Regions from separate parts of the Mus musculus genome. Here region 2 is linked to region 1. The links are chromatin contacts, found by POLR2A ChIA-PET in ENCODE. All regions are on one chromosome and are shown on one strand. Each heading gives the region's core, a stretch centred on a gene start or an enhancer-like site at or near the end of the contact. The rest is flanking DNA. Distances are from core to core; before and after follow the strand shown.

Region 1 (6,666 bases), core at 2,291-4,790:
TAACAACACTGGCTCTGCCCAGATGGCCTGTGGCCATGTCTGTGAGGAGGAGCTGTCCTTATTAGTGTGGGCAGTGCCATCCCTAGGCTGGTGGTCCTGGTCACTAAGCATGAGCGATGGAGCAAGCGGAAAGGCAGACGCCATGGTCTCTGCTTTGCCCTGACTGCCCTCAGTGATGAACTGTGGTCTAGAAGCATCAGCCAGATACCATTCCTTTAACTTGCTTTTGGCCATGGTGTTTTATCACAGCCTCAGAGAACTGAACTACTGTAGATACTTTCTTACCTAGCAATGGTTTCTTAGAATAAATTCCTGTAAGCGAGTCAGAAATGTACAGTAAAGGCTGCATCATAATTTATTCATCCTAACATTTTTAACTGTAAAAAGTGAGAACTTATTTGAGTGTCAGCATAGAGAGTAAACCAATGGTTCTTCTATAATATAGGTTAGTTACTCATGCTAAGCAGCCAGGAAAAATGGTATTTCCAAAATTACTTACTGATGAGAGGTAACAGTTACATTTTAAATCTGAGAGACAATGCAAATACTAATATTCCTTTTATATTATTTATTAAAGCACATATTCACACATACCTTCCACTTCTGTTCATGGGTATCTGGATTTTCTAACTTGAATGATACAAGTTTTCTTTCTCTCTCTAATAAATGTCACTATATATCTGTAAATGCTTTAGCTATGGCTATAAACAAAATATAAAAATTGATTCTGTAATCAGTCCGCAAAATTCTTAGCATTGACCGAAATCAATCTTCATTTAAATCCAACCACACACATTTTTATCCATAACAGCTAGAACTCAACTTGCTGACTGGGGGAAGGCGAACTACACTGAAATATCTTTTCTCTTTAATATGTTCTTAATAACAAGGCTTACAAGTGTTTGCCTACTTGTCCCTGCCTCAGACAAAGCATAATCTGCTAAATAGCATGTGGCCTTAAGAAACATTCTGAGATTCTTCATTCTTACAGAGCTAGCTAGTTAATCTAAGCAAACAAACGATAATCTAAGCCAAAACAAAAACAAACAACAACACAATTACTCTTCGAGATGTAATAATGAGGACAACACTTTTGCAGAACTTAAACAATAGCTTTACTCTATGCTTCTCGATTTCTTTGAAAGTGCAGTGTCACGTTACTTGAAACTCAGTTGACTTATTCCAAACTGAGAGGATAACTGAGTAGATAAGGGATTTCATAGGAGTCTAAAAGAAAATGAAGAGAGTAATTTCAAAGTTACTAACTCCTCTGGTCTCTAGTACTAAATTCCTATGAAAAAAAGCATCTCAAACAAATCTAGCAGAGAGAATATACTGATTAAAGGGATGAAATTGTGTATTATTACTCAAACCCAGATCCAACACCAAAACTTCCCAGTAACCTAAAACCCTGAGGATGGGGGAATTCTGAAGGGAGAGTGCTACTGCACACTGTTGACAGATGGCTCTAAAGGCATTAAATAAAACTCAAAAATGTATATGCCCAAAGGCATGAATAGTGGAAAAAACAAGACTCAGTAATGCAAACTTAAAAGCAAAATTGAAATTAACAGGAAAACATTTTATGAAACATATTTTCAAGAGAGCACAGCTCTGAAACTTGAAACTCAGTTGACTTATTCCAAACCGAGAGGATAACTTGAGTAGATATGGGATTTCATAGAATTCTAAAAGAAAACGAAGAGAGTAATTTCAAAGTTACTAACTCCTCTGGTCTCTAGTACTAAATTCCTATGAAACAAAGCAATATTTATCCGTGGCAATACTTTTCAGTAGTTTCTCTATGTTCAAAATTTTGAAGTGTTGAGCTGCCTTAACTGTGAGAATTACAAAAGCCGTGTTTTACAGCTCTCTGACACCAGGGGGAGCCTTTGTCTTTCACATCTAAAATGTCTCCAGTTAAATTTAACTTGACCTATCACAGAATAGTAACATCTTTGAGCAGCCTATCGTGAGCTTGTCCTAACATTAATGTGTTTTATCAATTCTTGAAACACTGTACTGGGTGTTTCCTAAGCTTTGATTAAATAAGCCAGACTACTGAACAACACATGAAATATGTTTCATTTTATAAAATACATGAATGCAGATAAAATACTAGCTGGCTGTCTTGTTTTGTCTAGACTTCACCAAGATAGCTTCCGCTCCGACTGTCTACTAAGTAATAGAGTAAGAATTTGATGCATTATGTAAAACACGGCACTTTTGAACACACGGCTTTAGTTTGGGTCACGAGGTGAATCTCTATGGCAGCGAGTCTGAGGCTTCTCCCAGACCAGCAGTGATGCTTAAAGCACATTTTAATCCACTAATCCAAGTCTAACAAGTATTTAAGAACATTTTACAGAAAGATAAAACAACTCTGAGACTTTACTTTAGCATATCTTAAAAAGAAAAAACCTGGATGGTTAATTCTTGGATATAAGTTATCAGACAGGATTACAAAACTCAAAACTGAGTAATACTGACAAAGACTATCTGGTGTGGGGAAGAGCATACGTCACTTAATGCCAAAGACAAAAACCCGGCTGTTATCAAATCGACTAAAACGGCCCTCGTAGTCTTTAAGCTTTCTTTTCGGTAACTCTAAAATCAATACATGCCTACTTCAGGGTATTTTTATGTTATTTTATTTTTTTTTATTTTTAAACGCGTTGGTCTGTACCGCAGTAGCAATAGCCCTTTGTTCAGTTGTCAAAGTCCCTTTGGCTTGAGTTCTGGCTTGGGAGGGAATCTCAGGAGAGCTTTTTTTTTTTTTTTTTTTTAAATGAGTAATTTTACATCTCCGGACACGCAACCACATTTTAAACACAAAATATTTCAGTGGCAACCGGTAACGCGTCCATCTTAACCTCATCCTCAGCTGACCACGAGGCCGAGCCGCCTGGGCAGCAACTGCCCCTCGGCGCCCTTACATGCGACGGCCTGACCCAGGGAAGGAAAAAGAGGAAAAGAAGGGAAAACGGCTCGCCTGCCCTCTAGGCGCAACGCAGCGTTGCGACAAGCTACCCTGAGACTCCACATGGCTCCTTTCTGCCACACTTCCGGTAGGGACTCTCCTAAACAACAGAAACCCGGAGCGCACACCGCGGCGACAACCGGGCGCGCGCACGCCCCGAGCGGGGCCCTGCGCCCGCGAACGAACCGCAGCTGACCAATCACGACTCTGGAAGACGGCACGTGAGTGGCGAGGGGCGTGGAAAACGCACACCTGACGCCACTTCCTCCGCAAACCGGCAACTACTTCCCAGGCCCTCACCCTCTACTCCGGAAGCCTTGGTTGCAGCGGAGGCTAGGGTAGCTCACGCTCCTTTGGCATCCGAAAGGATACCAACGGGCAGGGGCACGACAGCCGCAGTGCCATATTTACCGTGCCGCGGGGCCGGTGGGGAACGCCGGGGTGCGGTTAGAAAGCCTTTCTGAAGTGTTCTCGGCTCCACGCGGTCGTCCTCCTTCAGAAACTTCAACTCCCAGAGGCAGAGGCGGTGGTTGCGCGCCCGGTTACGGCACTTACGGCTTACGTCATCGGACTGCGCTAACTCCAAACCGGAGAAAGAGGAGGAGCCTGTAGGGGGCGGGGTCTGGGCCTGGGTTTTGCGGGAATGGTTAGTGGCTACCGCGAGGCGTTTTTCCCGGTCAAGCGTTGCATTTCTACCCACAGGCCTGTGTAAGCTCGGGTCTCGAGGCGAAGATCGCCCCACTGAAAGAAATTGAAATGCGAAACAGACGAAATGCTCTTATTTTTTTCTGCGTTGAGAGGATGATCTAGTATTGCCCAACGTACTTCTAATTTATGTAAGAAAGTTACCAATGGTCTTTCATAAGTGAAAAAATTGTAAACTGAAATTTTTAATAGAAATTCATCGAACTTAGGAATTTTAAAGTTTTCTTTTTATGTCCTTAGTAAAACATAATACTTTACAGTCCATCCTTTGAGGTTTTGTTTATGCTGTTTTGCAAAACACTAGTGATATTTCATCGTTTGTAAATACTTGACCTTATATAATCTTTTTGCTAAATATAGACCAAGTCAACCGAGGGAAAAAGAAAAACCAAACAGTTGGGTAGGTTGGTCTTTTTGTAGTTGTTTTGTTTTAATTTGGCTTTTCTGATGGATGAATCTGTAGAATTTGCAGATAAAAAACTATTTTTCAAATAAAGACCCATCATTAGATTTTTCTTGTTGCTTGACCTTTTGAACTTGTTACAGGCTCTTAAATGAACTGAATCGTCTCTGAATTTAGTGTGTGGGGGAGATCTTTTTTAAACTCTGTTTTTATTTGGAAAAAGATGTGGATCACATGCTCTGTGTTGTGGATCTCTCAAATCTTAGAGATTTCTGTTAACTGAACATTGGCAGTAAAATGTGAATCCACTTATGAGCTGTTAGTAGGGCATCTTTTTTCGGCTGCCTCCGTATCAGGGCAGAGAGTAGCTGAGGGAGGGTTAGTAACTGGATATGGAGCCCTTCACATGTAGGTCATTAAATTCAGGCTGGCAGAGTGGTGTGCCAGATCTTTCAGCAGCTGTTCTGTTGCCCTTATGGGATCTGTCTTTAAAATAACGGTACAGTTTTAGAGGTAATGCCTAGCATCCTTGATATCTAAAAGAGTTTTTAAGTTAGGAGAAAAATCCTCATTTTTATGATGTGACCAAATTTGACTTGGTTATTTGATCTCATGGTTGCAGAATCAATCCAAAGTATGAAAAAAAAAAAAAAAAAAAGGTACGAGTAAAAACTGCAGTTTAGCCAAAGAAGCATATAAAAGTTTAAGATAAAGTCCTGTGATGTAAGGAAGTCATTGATTTATAAAACTCAGGCTTGTTTAACACAGTTGACAGTTCATTGTCTTTGGCTTAGGATTTTGTACAGCAATGACTAAATGATTGTCTCCATCAAAGAAGTAGAGGATCCAGAAGTGAATACATACTTAAGATGCCTGTAGATAGAAAGGAAGACATGAATGTTTCTTGAGCACATAGTGTCGGAGATTTTGTAATTTTGCTCCATCTTGGAAAGTAAACATTTTTTTAAATGAAGAATTTCAAAGCTGGGGGCAGTGAAAGCAAAGAGCCAAACGTGAAGGTTTTACACATTGATGAGCAGTGGTGGAGTAAGGAAGAAGGGCTCTACCCAGCTTTCTAATGTGAACAGTGGTAGAAATATAATTCTATTAATTGGGTAATTTAGAGAATACTAGAAGAAAACTGGATTTTAAGCAAACATAGCAAGCTTGGATTTGAATATCTGCGGAGTCTGGGGAGTCTGCCTAAGTATGGATGGGCTTAGGAGTCGCTGTGCTGCGAAATGAGTTAGACACAGGTTTGGGTTTAGGGGATAAAGCAGCAGTTATCAGGAAGAAGAGTGAAGTAACGTGTAAGATAAACACACGAGAGAGTAAATGTGTAACCTACGAACCGTATATTATTTTCATACTAATGAAGTAGGTTTTAGATGATTTCATCACAAAGGAAACAGTAGTTGGCTGTCTGTGAGCGATGTGACATGTTAAGTGGCTTCACTATAGTGGGCTTTCTCCTGGTCATGTGTAGCTCACAGTGTCATGTCCTATGCCTTAAATGTATGCAGTAACATTTATAGAAAAATTAAGGTTTATGCAATTTAATCACGAATAAACATTGGACATCCTACACAAATCATATCTGTGTGCCAATTTCATAGAGCTGGCAGCCAGCTCTTTGACTGCAGACTGTACAGTAGGAAGAGGGCTACTGGCAGATCAGAGTTCTAGGACACAGCACATGGTTGTAAGTGCGATTGTGAACATTGCACAGACACTCGAAGTTCCAAGTCAATCTGGTTGATTGTTTTTTTTTTTTAATTAGGTATTGTCCTCGTTTACATTTCCAATGCTATCCCAAAAGTCCCCCATACCCACCCACCCCCAATCCCCTACCCACCCACTCCCCCTTTTTGGCCCTGGCATTCCCCTGTACTGGGGCATATAGTTTGCAAGTCCAAAGGGCCTCTCTTTCCAGTGATGGCCGACTAGGCCATCTTTTGATACATATGCAGCTAGAGACAAGAGCTCCAGGGTACTGGTTAGTTCATATTGTTGTTCCACCTATAGGGTTGCAGTTCCCTTTAGCTCCTTGGGTACTTTCTCTAGCTCCTCCATTGGGGGCCATGTGACCCATCCAATAGCTGACTGTGAGCATCCACTTCTGTGTTTGCTAGGCCCTGGCATAGTCTCACAAGAGACAGCTATATCTGGGTCCTTACAGCAAAATCTTGCTAGTGTATGCAATGGTGTCAGCATTTGGAAGCTGATTATGGGATGGATCCCTGGATATGGCAATTACTAGATGGTCCATCCTTTCGTCACAGCTCCAAACTTTGTCTAGTAACTCCTTCCATGGGTGTTTTGTTCCCATTTCTAGGAAGGGGCAAAGTGTCCACACTTTGGTCTTCGTTCTTCTTGAGTTTCATGCGTTTAGCAAATTGTATCTTATATCTTGTGTATCCTAAGTTTCTGGGCTAATATCCACTTATCAGTGAGTACATATTGTACGAGTTCCTTTGTGATTGGGTTACCTCACTCAGGATGATGCCCTCCAGGTCCATCCATTTGCCTAGGAATTTCATAAATTCATTCTTTTTAATAGCTGAGTAGTACTCCATTG
Region 2 (6,666 bases), core at 1,708-4,207, 120 kb after region 1:
ACCTTGCTTCACTGTTACAAAGCAGCGCAGTAAGGGGCTGCTAGCCAGGCCTTCTGGCCACACCATTCTCAATCCTGTGTTCTTGTCTGACAACAGTGAGAAGGGTTGGATGGCTCCAAGCCCTGACGGTTGCAACTCGGAGCAGGTACACAGAGGTGTGCTTGCTTTGCAGTATGTTTAAGCTAAAGCACACGTTTTTCTTTTTCACCCAGAAATGAAGTCAGAAATGAGTGGTAAAACCCTAAAGCAGCAGGTGATGGACCCCTACTACAGAGAAAGCTTGGAGCAACCTACCCCAACCTCTGGGGATAGGGGATGGAGGTGGGGATGCAGATATCGGAAGCAGCTAATCTCCCTCACTATTGAAGAGCACGGGGTTGCCATTAGATGGAGCTCAATGAAAGAAAGAGCAGAAGATGCGGGATTTTTTTGTGCACTAGAAAGAGGTTTTCCTAGAAAACCTAGTCTTTCGGAACAGTTAAAGGGGTACAGTCCATCCTTATGTGTGATTTCGCAGAGTAAACTTTGTCACTCTGTGTTATAGCCCAAAGCTTTAAATGTTGACTGTCAAGTGAAGCAAAACTTGAAAGAGTGTGCTCGAAGGCCCTAGGAAGGGATAGGAAAACCCATTAGGATGATCCAGTTCATTTTGTGTGAGAGTTCAGAGAGTACAAGCAAACTCAGATCTCTGCATAATTCATGTAGGGAGGTCTTGTCTAGTTTGTTTCCTTGTTTTTGCTCCTCAATCACTCCCATCGTAAGCATTAGTGTTGGAAGTCTATAGTCTGGATTTGTACAATGATGGGATAGGAGCTGAGCCTGGTTAGAGCACACAGCCTTGTGCTCTCTTACTCAGTGGCTGGAATAAAATTGGAATATGTAGGCTGGAGTTAGAGGAATAGCTTGGAGGTAGAGTGTTTCACCTAGTGTGCATGGGGATCTATATTCCATTCACAGCAACACACACACACACACACACACACACACACACACACACACACACATACATATACACACACCTACAGAGACAGAGAGAGACAAAGAGAGACAGAGACAGAAAGACAGGGATCAGAGAGAGAAAGAGAGAGAAATGGAGACAGATGATAATTCAAAGAGCCTGTTGTTTGGTGAGACCAGGGTGGATGTTGATAAATGTCTGCATTTGGTAAAGGGCAGTGCTACTAAGAAAGGCAGTGCTGTAGCTTTGCTTTTCTGTAATGTTTTACAGGGCTCACTATCTCCTTTGCTGCTCACTGCAGCCAGGTGAAAGAACCAGGCTAATTATCTCCCACCACATCTCAGAGATAAGCAAGCTGAAGCTGCAAATACTTAAGTGATTTTACAAAGGTCACAGGAAGTTGTTAGTGTGGGGCCTGAGCTTTGGTCTTTTGACTCTAAGTCTTCAGACCACTGAGCTAAGTGTTCTTCCAACATCTTGAGTTAGGGAGAACAGAGCTTCTGAAGAGAACAATGGTGTGTATTTAGCCCCAGTGTTTTGGGTGTTAGCCCTATTGACTACGTGGGCCTGGGCTTCTTCTTGCATAGCTGATCTTTGGTAGTCTCTGGCCTCAGTTCACAGTATGACAGTAGCATATCTCAGGCTATGCCATCTGAAAACAGCTCCAACCATCTCTTCCCTGAAAGATGTTGTTCCTCTCTGACTGAAAATTGGTGACTCACTCTTTTTACCACGGTGAATTGCCAAGTCTTGTGGAGACATAATATGTATTCTGGGTGTTGCTTAGAAAAACTGCCCAAAGATTGAATCCAAACTGAAGGTGAAAGCCAAGGACGTTGCGGTGTTAGATTTGAAACGGTGCCTAAGAAGACAGAGGAGAATCCTATGGTAACTGACCTTGTGGTGGGTGTGGATGTGGGGGGGGGGGGTTCATAGGGAGGCCAGGAAAAGGCAGAGGCAGAGAATGCCTGTGAGAAGCTGGAGCCTGAGAACCCTGGAACTGAGTCTATTTCTATCCTTGCTACTAACCGAGCAGTAAGACCTTTGGCAGGTCACTATATTTTTCTGGACATAGAGTCCCCATTCATAAAATAGGGAGGTTGGGATCTCTTGCCAGTAGGTACCTTGCAACTAAATATTTACGTATGCATATGTGATACCTAGTGGAGAACTTTGGGATTATTAGTCTCACATGTTCCTGAATCTAAGTCCAAACAACCTCAAATCAGACATGTTAGGAATTCCACAGCAAAGTGCATAGACAGAAAAGGATAATTAGCATCCTTGCATCATGGGGTTGGATTTTGTTGATAAGTGGGGTGTTGCAAGGGCGAATAGAAAACCTTTTCGGTTTTCAGACACTAGGCTTCAAACCTATAGAAGTTGTACTGTTATAGTTATTCAGTTTCACCATTAATAATTGATTAACAAACACTAATACTAAAAAACCTGAAGTCCATTACACCAAGGGTACACATTTAGAACTCTCTGGAAGGTAGAGTTTCATTAACAAATAAAATATCTACTCCTAATATTTCCTTCCTTGGTTCTTAAATGTCAAAGCTGCCACCGTTCTTAGATCTTGAATTTTTTTTAATCCTATTATCTCATCACTATGCAAAAATTTGTATATGGGGAGAGTGTGGGTGCATTTTGTGAAATCCTTTTCATTTTAATAATAATAACAAATAAAATAAATTTCATGAGCTGTCACCGTGCATGTAGTAATGAAATGTTAATTTATCAAGCTATATCTAACTCATGGGATTCTAGTGGGTAAAATGATGGGTTTTATGAGAGCGAAACCAGCCTGTACTTTGGGGAAAGGCAAGGAAACACAAGTCAGCAAGCGCTGTTCACAAGACAGTGCTGTAGGGCTGCCAGAAGCTCCTGGCTCCTGGCTAGCACACAGATCATTGGTTTGGAGGCAGTCTGACTCCTGTGCAGCTCGGTTCTCAAAAGTGCTATAAATAGCTGCCAAGCAAGCGCTTTCCTCCACTCCATCAGCACTTCCTGTTGTCCAGTGATCACGCTGTGCAGAAGAACACAGTGCTAAATATGCCGAATAGGACAGACGTGCTCACTGCAGTGAAAGGTGACTGCAATTAGAACCAAACCGTCCGTTGTTGGTAAAGCGCTGAGACCGAAATATGCTTGCCTCACTTCATGTGTATGAAGCTGTGGGTGAACCTTCAGAGAGCTGAAGCCACGGAGAGGCCAAGAGATGGACTGGGTGAAAGGCTGAGGAGGAGCAAAGGAGAAGAGAAGAGTTGATGAAAGGGGGTTGGTTATTGGTTGTAGAAATTGTCTATAAAATATCCAGTCATTTGGTTGTCTATTTTGTGTTATTACATACTCAAAAATGGTGCAACCACCTTACTATAATAAATATCAAGTACTGGGATAGGTATTGGGAGTATGGAGAGAACCAAGACATTTGAAACATACAGCTTAGTGGTATTAACAGATAATGAGCAAGTAAGGGAAAGCCATCTAATGTCAGAAAATGATCAATACTCCAAAAGCAACCAGCTACTCAATAACCTAGTATTTGCCCTGGTTAGTTTTCACTGTCAACTTGACACAACCAAGAGTCATCTGAGAGGAGAGAGCCTTGTCTGGGAAATTGCCTAGGTGAGATTGGCCTGTGAGCATATCTGGGAGGGGATTGTCTTGATTATGAGTTGGACCAAGAGGGCCAGTCCACAATGGGCAGTACCACAGGCTGATGGTCTGTGCTGCATAAGAAAACTCAGAGAGCCAGAGAGTAGTCAGCAAACAGGGCTCCTTAAACAGTTCCTGCCTCCAGGTTCCTGCCTTGAATTCCTGCCCTAACATCACACCAGGACAAATTCTGGCCTGTAAACCAAATAAACCCGTTCTACTGAGAGCTGCTTTGGATCACAGTGTTTCATCAGAGCAACAGAAAGAAAAGCAGAAGAGCATTCAATTTGTGTCAAGTGCTTTTGAAGAGATGTAATATTCATATGTATACAGAAACCCACAAGCCTCATTTTGCTAGAGATAATAGCATTCACAGTGATGTCAGATAAATCCCACCTTAACCTACCCATATTGGACAGAATAATAAAGACTGACATTATATTTCCTTCCAACCCTTATCCTACATGTTGCAAAATTCTAATCTCTCTCCTCATGCAGGCATCTTATGTCTGCCTATTGTTTTGTTTTGGTTTGGGTTTTTTTTTGTTTTGTTTTGTTTTGTTTTGTTTTTTGGCCAGGTTGAGATGAAGAATTAGCATTGCATCTAGAAAGCTATGCATGGATACAGTGTTTGTGTCGTTTAGAGACAATGTTTACTTTGTTTTGTCATGTGTATTATTCTTAAAGGTATCCACCATTTGTTTCAAGGAGAAAACATGAAAAATGAAGGGGACTTTAGATGTGTATATACATGCATGTATGATGCTTAGTTACCCTCCTGTTAAACATTTTAGGCTTCACATGACTTTTCTAACATGTGTCATCCTGTTAAGATTGCACTGCCAAGGTCAGCTGAGTAGTTATAGTGTCCTCAGCAAGAAATGAGCCAGATAATACATTTCTAAATGTAGCAATTTTAACAACAATGAACATTTATCTCACTTTGCATAGGGAGTGTACTGGCTAGTTTTATGTCAACTTGACACAGGCTGGAGTTATCACAGAGAAAGGAGCTTTAGTTGGGGAAATGCCTCCATGAGATCCAGCTATAAGGCATTTTCTCAATTAGTGATCAAGGGGGGAGGTCCCCTTGTGGGTGGTGCCATCTCTGGGCTGGTAGTCTTGGTTCTGTAAGAGAGCAGGCTGAGCAAGCCAGTAAAGAACATCCCTCCATGGCCTCTGCATCAGCTCCTGCATCCTGACCTACTTGAATTCCAGTCCTGACTTCCCTTGGTGATGAACAGCAGTGTGGAAGTGTAAGATGAATAAACCCTTTCTTCCCCAACTTGCTTCTTGGTCATGATGTTTGTGCAAGAATAGAAACCCTGACTAAGACAGGGAGTAACTTAATTTCTGCCTTTCTTAGGGTTTCTATTGTTGCAATGAAACACCCTGACGTAAAACCAGCTGGGGAGGAAAAGGTTTCTTTGTATTACACATCCACATTGTAGTGTATCATTGAAGGAAGTCAGGACAGGACCTCAAACAGTCAGGACACTGGAGGCAGGAGATAATGCAGAGACCACAGAGGAGTGCTATATACTGGCTTGCTCATCACGGCTTACTCAGCCTGCTTTCTTATAAACCTAAGACCTCTAGCCCAAGGATGGCACCACCCACTGTGGGTTGGGCCCTCCCCTATCAGTCACTATCTAGAAAATACCCTGTAGTTATAGAGGCATTTCTCAATCAAGGTTCCATCCTTTCATATGATTCTAGCTCATGTCAAGCTGACATAAAACTAATCAGCACAGGGGCAATTTTGTTTTACCATCACAAATGAAACTGCAGTAATAGTCTTCGAGGGCTGCAGTCATCTATATGGATCTAAAGAACTGGCTATCAGCACATGGTGGGTGATGTTTGAAGTGACTTCTAGTTGGAATTCCATCCGTCCACCCTATCCTTCATGCTGTCAGTGGGCTGTGATGGGTTATCACAGTACACACCCTGATCTGCTGCCCTCAGGCCAACAGACACAATGACCGGGTATGGGCCGCTCCTTCACAATTTTCCTTGTCTACTGGGAGTAGGAGAAGGATGACAAGTTCCATGACTGTCATTCTCAGTGTAGGAATATGAAGCAGGAATCAGTATGGGAACCAAAGATAGTCTTCATTAGTAGGAAAAAAGTCAAAGCAGGTTAGTGTTCAAACTCAGATCTCTGACTGTAAGTCAGTCTTCCTTCTTACTGCTCTGTTGATCTATACAGTAAAAGAAAACATTAAAATAGTACCCTAAGGAGAGATTGGAACCAGACAAGAGTAACTGTCAAGGAGAAAGAAACAAACGATATATTAACGTTGAGAAGAGGAGTAACTAGAAGCATGCACATCTAAAGCTTTAGGGGCCTTTATTTGGGGGGATATTTGAATGACAGTTAAGACAGTAACCTACACAGATGAAATGGTGTTGACTATAAAGTCACACAGATGAAAGCTCGATGGCAATTGTTGAAGTAAACATAGTGACATGGTGCAGTGGGGTTATTTGATGGTTATAAAGAGAGACTGGCAAAGGATATTTGTATACTTTTGAGACTATGTACGAGCACAGACACTGCTCTAGGAATTTTTATGTAGGTTAAGGAGGGGTTATCAGGTCTTAGGTGACCCTAAAAAATCATTAGGAGACATAGAAATTAGCTTCCACATTCACGGAAGAGTAACTGAGACTCGGGGTAGACTGACCATGGGCAGGACTGGAAGAACATAGAGATGTCATTTAAATCATGTCTGTCGGAACCCAGTGTGCACATGCTCGGTCCCATATTAGCTCCAGCAGGCAACAGTCTAAAGGGTTCTTTCTTCCCTGACTGGGTATTGTTAAGTGTGCTAAAAACCTCTTTTTATTTATTTGATGATCTTCCAAAATCTACACACACAGACACACACACACACACACACACACACACACACACACACAGACACACACACCATGCTTCCTGTCCTATGACTCCACAGGCAATCATCACAACCTGCCAGGCTTGGCTCATTCCTTCTGTTCATCCTTCCCATCTGATCCATTTGCTCATCCTGGCCATC

Evidence for each region. ChIA-PET counts read pairs that join two places held with the same protein, here RNA polymerase II (POLR2A).
Region 2: POLR2A ChIA-PET joins it to region 1 with 61 read pairs in Patski. The contact joins the enhancer-like site here to the promoter of Trmt10a in region 1. POLR2A ChIA-PET finds 5 or more read pairs at or near these places in 2 of 5 experiments (Patski and embryonic stem cell).

What each region holds. Positions count from the first base shown.
Region 1 is chr3:138,140,322-138,146,987 of GRCm38, reverse strand. Trmt10a (tRNA methyltransferase 10A) reads right to left here and starts at 3,540. Exons shown (of 8, transcript NM_175389.5): 1 at 3,392-3,540. It also overlaps a transcript of Mttp not described here.
Region 2 is chr3:138,022,787-138,029,452 of GRCm38, reverse strand. No RefSeq gene overlaps it. Among named protein-coding and RNA genes, the nearest start is that of 1110002E22Rik, 36 kb to the left of the region's middle. Within about 2 kb of position 2,957, at least 1 of the 3 ENCODE cell types and tissues checked has a DNase peak (open chromatin) inside an H3K27ac peak, as active enhancers do.